Regions from separate parts of the Homo sapiens genome. Here region 2 is linked to region 1. A link is a contact called in ENCODE Hi-C or POLR2A ChIA-PET data. All regions are on one chromosome and are shown on one strand. The core of a region is the stretch at or near the end of the contact, and the rest is flanking DNA. Distances in the headings are between cores, read along the strand shown.

The links. Hi-C counts contacts between places; a loop is a spot of excess contacts on that map. ChIA-PET counts read pairs that join two places held with the same protein, here RNA polymerase II (POLR2A). Pooled maps may share reads with other maps.
Region 2: a loop to region 1 is called in a map of endothelial cell of umbilical vein, with 3 times the contacts of the local background. The contact joins two enhancer-like sites. A Hi-C loop is called at or near these places in 7 of 168 maps with a recorded cell type or tissue (Calu3, HepG2, PC-9 and 4 more) and 3 of 50 pooled maps. POLR2A ChIA-PET finds 5 or more read pairs at or near these places in 4 of 52 experiments (AG04449, AG04450, BJ and 1 more).

Annotation. Positions count from the first base shown.
Region 1 is chr9:81,521,247-81,525,167 of GRCh38, reverse strand. No RefSeq gene overlaps it. Among named protein-coding and RNA genes, the nearest start is that of TLE1, 170 kb to the left of the region's middle. RefSeq lists an enhancer at 806-2,005. Within about 2 kb of position 1,732, at least 3 of the 41 ENCODE cell types and tissues checked have a DNase peak (open chromatin) inside an H3K27ac peak, as active enhancers do.
Region 2 is chr9:81,561,035-81,564,955 of GRCh38, reverse strand. No RefSeq gene overlaps it. Among named protein-coding and RNA genes, the nearest start is that of TLE1, 130 kb to the left of the region's middle. Within about 2 kb of position 2,040, at least 10 of the 41 ENCODE cell types and tissues checked have a DNase peak (open chromatin) inside an H3K27ac peak, as active enhancers do.

The DNA of each region.
Region 1 (3,921 bases), core at 483-2,982:
GTGAGGAATAATAATAAATCAAAGCCACTATGTTTTGGTATAGCTTCTGCACAGTAATAGATAACCAGAACAGTGTCTTTGTGGTAATGTTATTATTGTTTTTACCATTTGCTGCCCACCTGTGAAAGAATTATATGTCCATCCCCATAACCATGTGACTTGCAGTGTTTCCCTCTAAGAAGATTCTACTCTGTTTCTCAATTAGTGTAGAGTTTGGTCATATAATTGTCTTTGGTCAATGGAATGTGAAGAACAGGTGACAAATGCCACATACAATCAGAAGCTTTAAGAGAAATTGCATAGATCAGCCATTGTTCTCTTCCCTCTGCCACGAGACTTAAGCCTGCTTCTTTAGTTTAGATCCCTGTGTTAGTTTGCTAAGGCTGTTAGAATACCACAGACTGGGTGGCTTAATCAACAGAAATTTATTTCTCACAATTTCTGGAGGCTACAAGTCAGAGATCACAATGTCTGCAGAGCTGGTTCATTCTGAGAGCCACGAGGGAAGGATCTGTTCCAGGCGTCTCTCCTTGGCTTATAGATGACTGTCTTCTCCTGTCTTCACACTGCACATGTCTGTGTCCTAATTTCCTCTTATAAGGTCACCAGTTATATTGGATTAGGACCCACTCTAATGACATCATTTTGAAATTAATTACCTTTTAAAAGACCCCATCTCCAAATATAGTTATATTCGGAGCTACTACGTATTAGGACATCAATGTATGAATTTTTGGAGTGACAAATTTAGCCCATAACAATTCCCAAATGGGAGAAAATGTGGAATAGAGTTTCAGCCAACCCACAGACAACTTGTGAAGAGAGTGAGAAAAATATGTTGTAAGCCTCTGTTATTTTGGACTTTGTTGCCACAGCATAACCTAGCATAAGATAACCAATGCAGTCCTTTAAAGGGAAGAACACATTCTTCTGCACCTCTTTCTCCTTCGTGCTGCTTGGGATATGGACAACCTTGACACTCTTAGCCAGTTGGACCATGAGGTTTATGCTAAAGATTGCTGACTATGATGACTATGAAACTGCCACACCTACCATGGGTGAGCTACCTCTGGACTTTTTCTGGGACAAAGAAACTTCTATCTAATTTAATATAGGAAAGAAAATGATGACAATGCTTCCTTAATTAGAACTGTGCTTCAAGGAGCTCCGACTGGGCAAAGGGAAAGAGAGAACCCCAAACAGGTAAAGAAATTGTAAAGAGAGGGTAAAGCACACCCCCGTGTTGTAAATGCATATTTTTCTATAAATGATATTTCCACTTTTTTTTTTGAGACAGAGTTCTGCTCTTGTTGCCTGGGCTGGAGTGCAATGGCACGATCTCGGCTCACCGCAACCTCTGCCTCCCGGGTTCAAGCAATTCTCCTGTCTCAGCCTCCCGAGTAGCTGGGATTACAGGCATGCGCCACCACACCTGGCTAATTTTGTATTTTTAGTAGAGACGCGGTTTCTCCATGTTGGTCAGGCTGGTCTCAAACTCCCGACCTCAGGTGATCCGCCCGCCTCGGCCTCCCAAAGTGCTGGGATTACAGGCGTGAGCCACCGCACCCGGCCGATATTTCCACATCTTAAAAAAAATCTTGTAAATGAGATTGGTGAGTAATCTCAGCAAACATGGAGTATGTTAAAAGATCAGATATGGGTAAATGCCATTTTACCTACCATTCCAGTTTTCAAAAGGAGGAAGGGAGATTCTGCAAACTGTTGAACTGTGAGCTTTATTTCCGGGAGTTCCAAGAAGAGGAATTGGTTGGGTCATCATTACAGTAACCTCATTTCCTTCTTTGACAGATATATTGGACTATGGAGCCAGGGGAAATGCAGCAGTGTGTACTTTTGAACCAAAGCAAGTCATTTGAAAGGGCTTTCAAAATGTCTTCATAGATCAATTAGAAAACTATCCGTTTATAGATCAAAAAGGTGTACGAAGAGTAGTTTCTGTTGGACAACCAGAACGTAGTTTCTATCTCTATCTACTGTCATGGTGTCAGCTTCAACGTAAGGATTGGCTCCCTCTTGTGGTTAAGAGATGGCTTCATTGCTACTTGTTTCAAATATGGAGAGAGGATTCCTTCTGGATCTTCCTTCTCTGTGGTCAAAAAGCTTCAGTCCCAGATTGTGACAAAAGAAAGTCCCCAAAAGACAAACAAAAAAACCTTTTTCTCATATTTAATTGACTTGCAATTGAATCAGGAGTCCATCCCTGAACCAATTATTCTGCCCAGGGAGAGGAATGCTCTGCTTACCTTGGGGCTGACTAGCTAGGGGCGGAGCTTGGCTTTCCCCAAAACACATTGACTTCATGGGCTGGGAGGGTGTGCTTACGTATGGATGTGGATGTCTAAAGAGAGCTGACGAGTTAACAAAACAGGGAGTGGATTTTTTTGGTGGCCAAATATAATATTCACTGTTCTTGGAAGATTTTGAGACTGAGATTCTTTAATGATATAATGCAGAAGTTTAAATTTTGATGAGCTCATGATAGATTTATCAGGATTCCATTAACCACAAAATATCCTCCAGTTAATCAGATGAGTGAACCCAAGGGGCCGAATTGTTTATCATTATTTATCTTGTGGCAGAGACATGTGGGCCAAAAATGGACTTTGGCTTAATTATAATCAAAGTTAACACTCTACTACCTAATTATAGTGGACAAATATGTTTATCTTCTTTAGAACATTAGAGAAGGAGTATGTTCTCAGAATGGATAAGAACGACAGTCATTCTTTTTTTAATTACAGGAGAGCCCATATCTAGTTTATCTGAAGATTTGTTTCAAGTTGCGGGCAGGACATGGTGGCTCATACCTGTAATCCCAGCACTTTGGGAGGCCAAGGTGTGAGGACTGCTTGAGTTCAAGGGTTCAAGATCAGCCTGAGCAACACAGTGAGTCCTCATCTATGCTAAAAGTCAAAAGAATTAGCCAGGAGTGGTGGAGTGTGTCTGTAGTTCCAGCTGCTCAGGAGGCTGAGGCCATAGTATCACTTGACCCCAGGATATTGAGGTTGCAGCAAGCTATGATTGCTCCTTTGCTCTCCAGCCTGGGTGAAGAGTGAGACTCCGTCTCTAAATAAATAAATAGGCCAGGTGTGGTGACTCATGCCTGTAATCCCAGCACTCTGGGAGGCCGAGGTGGGTGGATCACTTGAGGTCAAGAGTTCGAGACCAGATTGGCTAACATAGGTAAAACTGAAAATACAAAAATTATTATTATTATTATTATTATTTTATTTTCTCTACTGAAAATACAAAAACTAGCCAGGCATGGTGGTGCGTGCCTATAATCCCAGCTACTTGGGAGGCTGAGGCAGGAAAATTGGCTGAGCCTGAGAGGTAGAAGTTGCAGTGAGTGGAGATTGTGCCACTGCACTCCAGCCTAGGAGACAGAGTGAGAACCTGTATCAAATAAAATTAGATAAAATGAATAAGTAAATAAATCAAAAAAGATTTGTATTAAATTGTGCTGGTATAAATTAAAAAGGAATTTGCTAGAATGCAGTCCTTTTTAAAATGCCATCTGAAATAGTAGTTTGGAATACTTAAACTTCAGTGTTATCCTCAGGGTGATATTCTTAAAAAGTCTCTCAAAAGATCCTTAAGCGTCTTGGATCATTTTATTGAGATCAGACAGATTTTACTTAAAAATGCTTAGAGTTATTCAATAGCTGTTGCTGTTTTTAATGAGATCCTCTGTTCATTGATGCAGAGTGTATCAAGGGTCAATGGTAAAAAGTTCATCTGAAACTACTTTGTTCCTTATGCTGACTATCTAATTGAGAAATCAATGTGTACAATGTATTGAAGAAAAAGAGACCACAGAGTTTAGGTTGATATTTGGTGAAATGACAGATCTGTAATTTTGGGGATGTTGAGAGAAGTCCTTGTAGATAAATCATCCTT
Region 2 (3,921 bases), core at 791-3,290, 39 kb before region 1:
CCGTTGGCCAATTCTTTATGTTCTTCTTGTTCAACCTCTCAGCAGCATTTAGAACAGTGGATGACTCTGTCCTTCTAAAAACGCTCTCTTTTCTTGGCTTTGGAGACACCAAACCCTTCCAGCTCCCTTCCCGCCTCCCTGGATTCTGGCTTCTCCTCACTGGCATTCTCCTGTTTCTTTACTACTCTCCAGCTGCACTTGCCTGCTTTCTGTTTCTGAAGCATGCCAAGCTTGTGCCTCCTGCCCAGTGCCTTTGCACAAGCTGTTCCCTCTGTCTGGTTGCCACATGGAGGTTCTTTTGCATCGTTCAGCTCAAATATCATGACCACATAGAGTCCCTGGCCTCATTATCTGAAATCACAGCCCCATCCCACCCCGTTGCCTGCTTGTTTTATTTTTTTTTATACATGTATTTCTGTCTTAAATCCCTATTTGTGGACTTGCTTACTGTTTGTTGTCTTCCTCAGGAATGCAAACTCCTTGAGAGCAAAAGCAATGTCTGTGGCTACCTGAAGATACCCACTACGACAGCCAGCCTCCAAACTGACCTCCAGTTATCCTTGCCTCCTGCTATTCACGCTCTCGTGCAGTCCTTTCCTACCTCGCACTGGGGCTAACCTATGTGAGCAATAGAATACTAAACAAAGTGACAGCCTCAGACTTTCTGCCTTGGCCTCTTGGATTGCTTCCTTTTGGGGAAGCCAGTTGCCATTTTGTGAGGTCACTCAAGCAGCCATCAGTGGAGAGGAACTCAAGCCTTTGCTTGACTTTAGCCTGCCAATATCTGGCTGCAACCTCATCAGAGACCCCAAGCCAAGCCAGAACTGCCAGCCACATGTGTCCTGAATTCCTGATCCACAGAAACCATGAGAAATAATAAATGAGTATTGTCACTTTAAGCCATTAAGTTTTTTGGTGGTTTGTTATGCAGCATTAGGTATTCACAGAAATGCCTATATTCAGTTGAAAAGGATGCTCGAACTAGAAAATGAATTCCTGCATGTCACTTCATATTTGACTTCAACATGAATCCACATAATACCCATCAGCCTATCGAGAAGTATTTGTTGAGCAAATGCCATGTGGCAAACACTGTGCTAAGCTGGAAATACAGAGCTACACAAGGTATGGCCCCTGCTCTCAAGCAGCTCTTGATGTCATTTCTAAGACAAGACAATAGCTATTTGGGAGATAAATATGACTGTTGAAAAGTTAACAACATAAAATAGAAATTTAAGGGATGGTGATTTCAGAGGAAGGTAAGAGACCTTAGGGTTCGGTTAGCATAAAACATTTTTATTGTAGAGATGGGCATGGACCTACACGAAAACACAGATCTAGAATATTTGCAGTTCTCAAACTTTAGAATGCATCAGAACACCTGGAGAGCTTAAAAGTCAGATTTCTGGACCCTATTCCCAGAGTTTCTGATTCAGTTGGACTGGAGTGGAGGTCTAAGAATTTGCATTTGTAACAAGCTCCCAGATGTACTGATGATGCTGGTGTAAGGGCTACCCTTTGAGAAACCACATACCTCTAGATGCCTGCCACTCAGCGTGGTTCACACACCAGCAGCAGAAATGTCTCCTGGAACCTTGTTAGAAATGTAGACTCTCAGACCCCCACCTTATGCCTACTAAATCAGATTCTGCAAGTTAACAAGGTCCCCAGGTGTCTCACATACACAGGGAAGCTTGAGAAATCCTGCTGCAGAGGGTAGATGGGTTATGCTCCCTTTAGCAAGCTGGGCAAGAGCTGGATTTGCTGGGCACATCTGAGGTCAGGTATGACTTGTGTGTATGTGAGAATTTTTCTCGATGGTCACCCCGTTTGGGTTTCATTGATTTTCTCAGGCAGACCTTTTTTTGTTTTGTTTTGTAACTCATTGATTTTTGCGGCAGACTGAGTCCTCCTCATCAGTTCTCTGCAGGTAATTTCAATTCATTTTGATTCACTTCCTCACCGCCTTGGCATTTCTCCACCCGCACTTGGCAGTACCACTAATTGTGCTTGCCCGTGAGTGACTGGATATGACACAACTGTGGAAAACTGCAAAAGGTCAAGGGGTTACTGCCTTGTGCAAAAGCAGAGAGGCCTGCATGCCTTTTGGAAAGCCAGGAAATTTGAACCAGGGCCAGGCACAGGAGCCCCGTGATGTTCATGCTTTTCACCAAGTAAGAAGCAGGTGACAAAATGAACATGGCTGTGGCAATGCTTTGAACACAGCTGAAAAATTCTATGCTTGCTCAAGGCGAATGGGCTGTTTTCCACTGGTGATTATGAGATAGATATGGTGACATCAACTGCTCTAATGTTCAGCCCAAGGAATTTTATCTTATGTCTTTTGTGCTCACATGAAGGCCAAGCCACTCCCAGGGACAGAGGAGGCCATTGTGTCTGCTCTGTCATGTCAGGACACAGGGAAAGCCCCATTCCTCACATCTCCCTGTCTAAAAATTTCCTTGCTTTCTTCTCTGTTTTGTGGGTTTTCAAATTTTATCCCGTCAATTGAAATCACACGTTAGCCACGCTCTTCTGGGAGTAACAAGCTGCTAATGTTCCCCCTTTCATTCAACTGCCATTCAGCAAACATTCTCTGTCTTTGGACAGACAAAGACGATTAAGACAATGCCTTTTTTCAAGGGGGAGGAAACACGCTTACTTTCAAAAACTGCAAATCAGTGTGCTATGTATTGTATAAATACTGCTAAATTTATACAATCATTCAGTTCTCTTAGGCAGAGGTTCCCAAACTTTCTCTGTTCACGGTACCCAGTGATGTTTTCATGGCACTCCAAACCTAAAGAAAATATCTACAGTTCTGCTTTTTTTTTTTTTTTTTTTTTTTTTTTGAGACAGAGAGACAGAGTCTTGCTCTGTCTCCCAGGCTGGAGTGCAGTGGTATGATCTCAGCTCACTGCAACCTCTGCCTCTTGGGTTCAAGCAATTCTCCTCCTTCAGCCTCCTGAGTAACTGGGACTACAGGTGCACACCACCACGCCCAGCTAATTTTTGTATTTTTAGTAGAGACAGGGTTTCACCATGTTGGCCAGGCTGGTATTGAACTCCTGGCCTCAAGTGATCCTCCCCTCTCGACCTCCCAAAGTGCTGGGATTATAGGCGTGAGCCACCATGCCTGGCCCAGTTCTGCTTATTAAGTAATTAGGGTAAAACAACTTAATAGTACCTGCGCCCTATATATTACTTAGTAAACATTTAAATAAATACACATAAATCGGAAGAAAAAAAATTTTTTAGATGACCACACTTACTAATGAGATTGTGTACGCTAGTTGAGAACACTACGGCTTCTCAAATTATGGAAGCACCACCAACCCTCACTTTCTGTTTCATATTGAATTTTGTGACCTCATGTTAAAACTGAACTAGTTGAGGCTAGCAGTTTGTACAGTGTCTGGCAGTTGTTAAGTACCTCTGTGTTTCTCTTGAGAATTTAAAATATCTCATGGTATCTCTATGAGTTTGCTGGGGAACCACAGGGAACCATGAGGTCTTATGTAAATACTGAAAAAATAGGCAACTCGAAAAATCCTGGAGCCGTGTATTAGTCCATTTTCATGCTGCTGATAAAGACATACCTGAGACTGGGCAATTTACAAAAGAAAGAGGTTTAGTGGGACTCACAGTTCCACGTGGCTGGGGAAGCCTTACAGTCACGGCGGAATACAAGGAGGGGCAAGTCCTCTCTTACATGGATGGCAGCAGGCAAAGAGAGAATGAGGAAGACGCAAAAGTGGAAACCCCTGATAAAACCATCAGATCTCGTGAGACCTACTCACTACCATGAGAACAGTAAGGGAGAAACTGCCCCCATGATTCAATTACCTCCCACCGGGTCCCTCCCACAACACGTGGGAATTATGGGAGTATAATTCAAGATGAGATGTGGGTGGGGACACG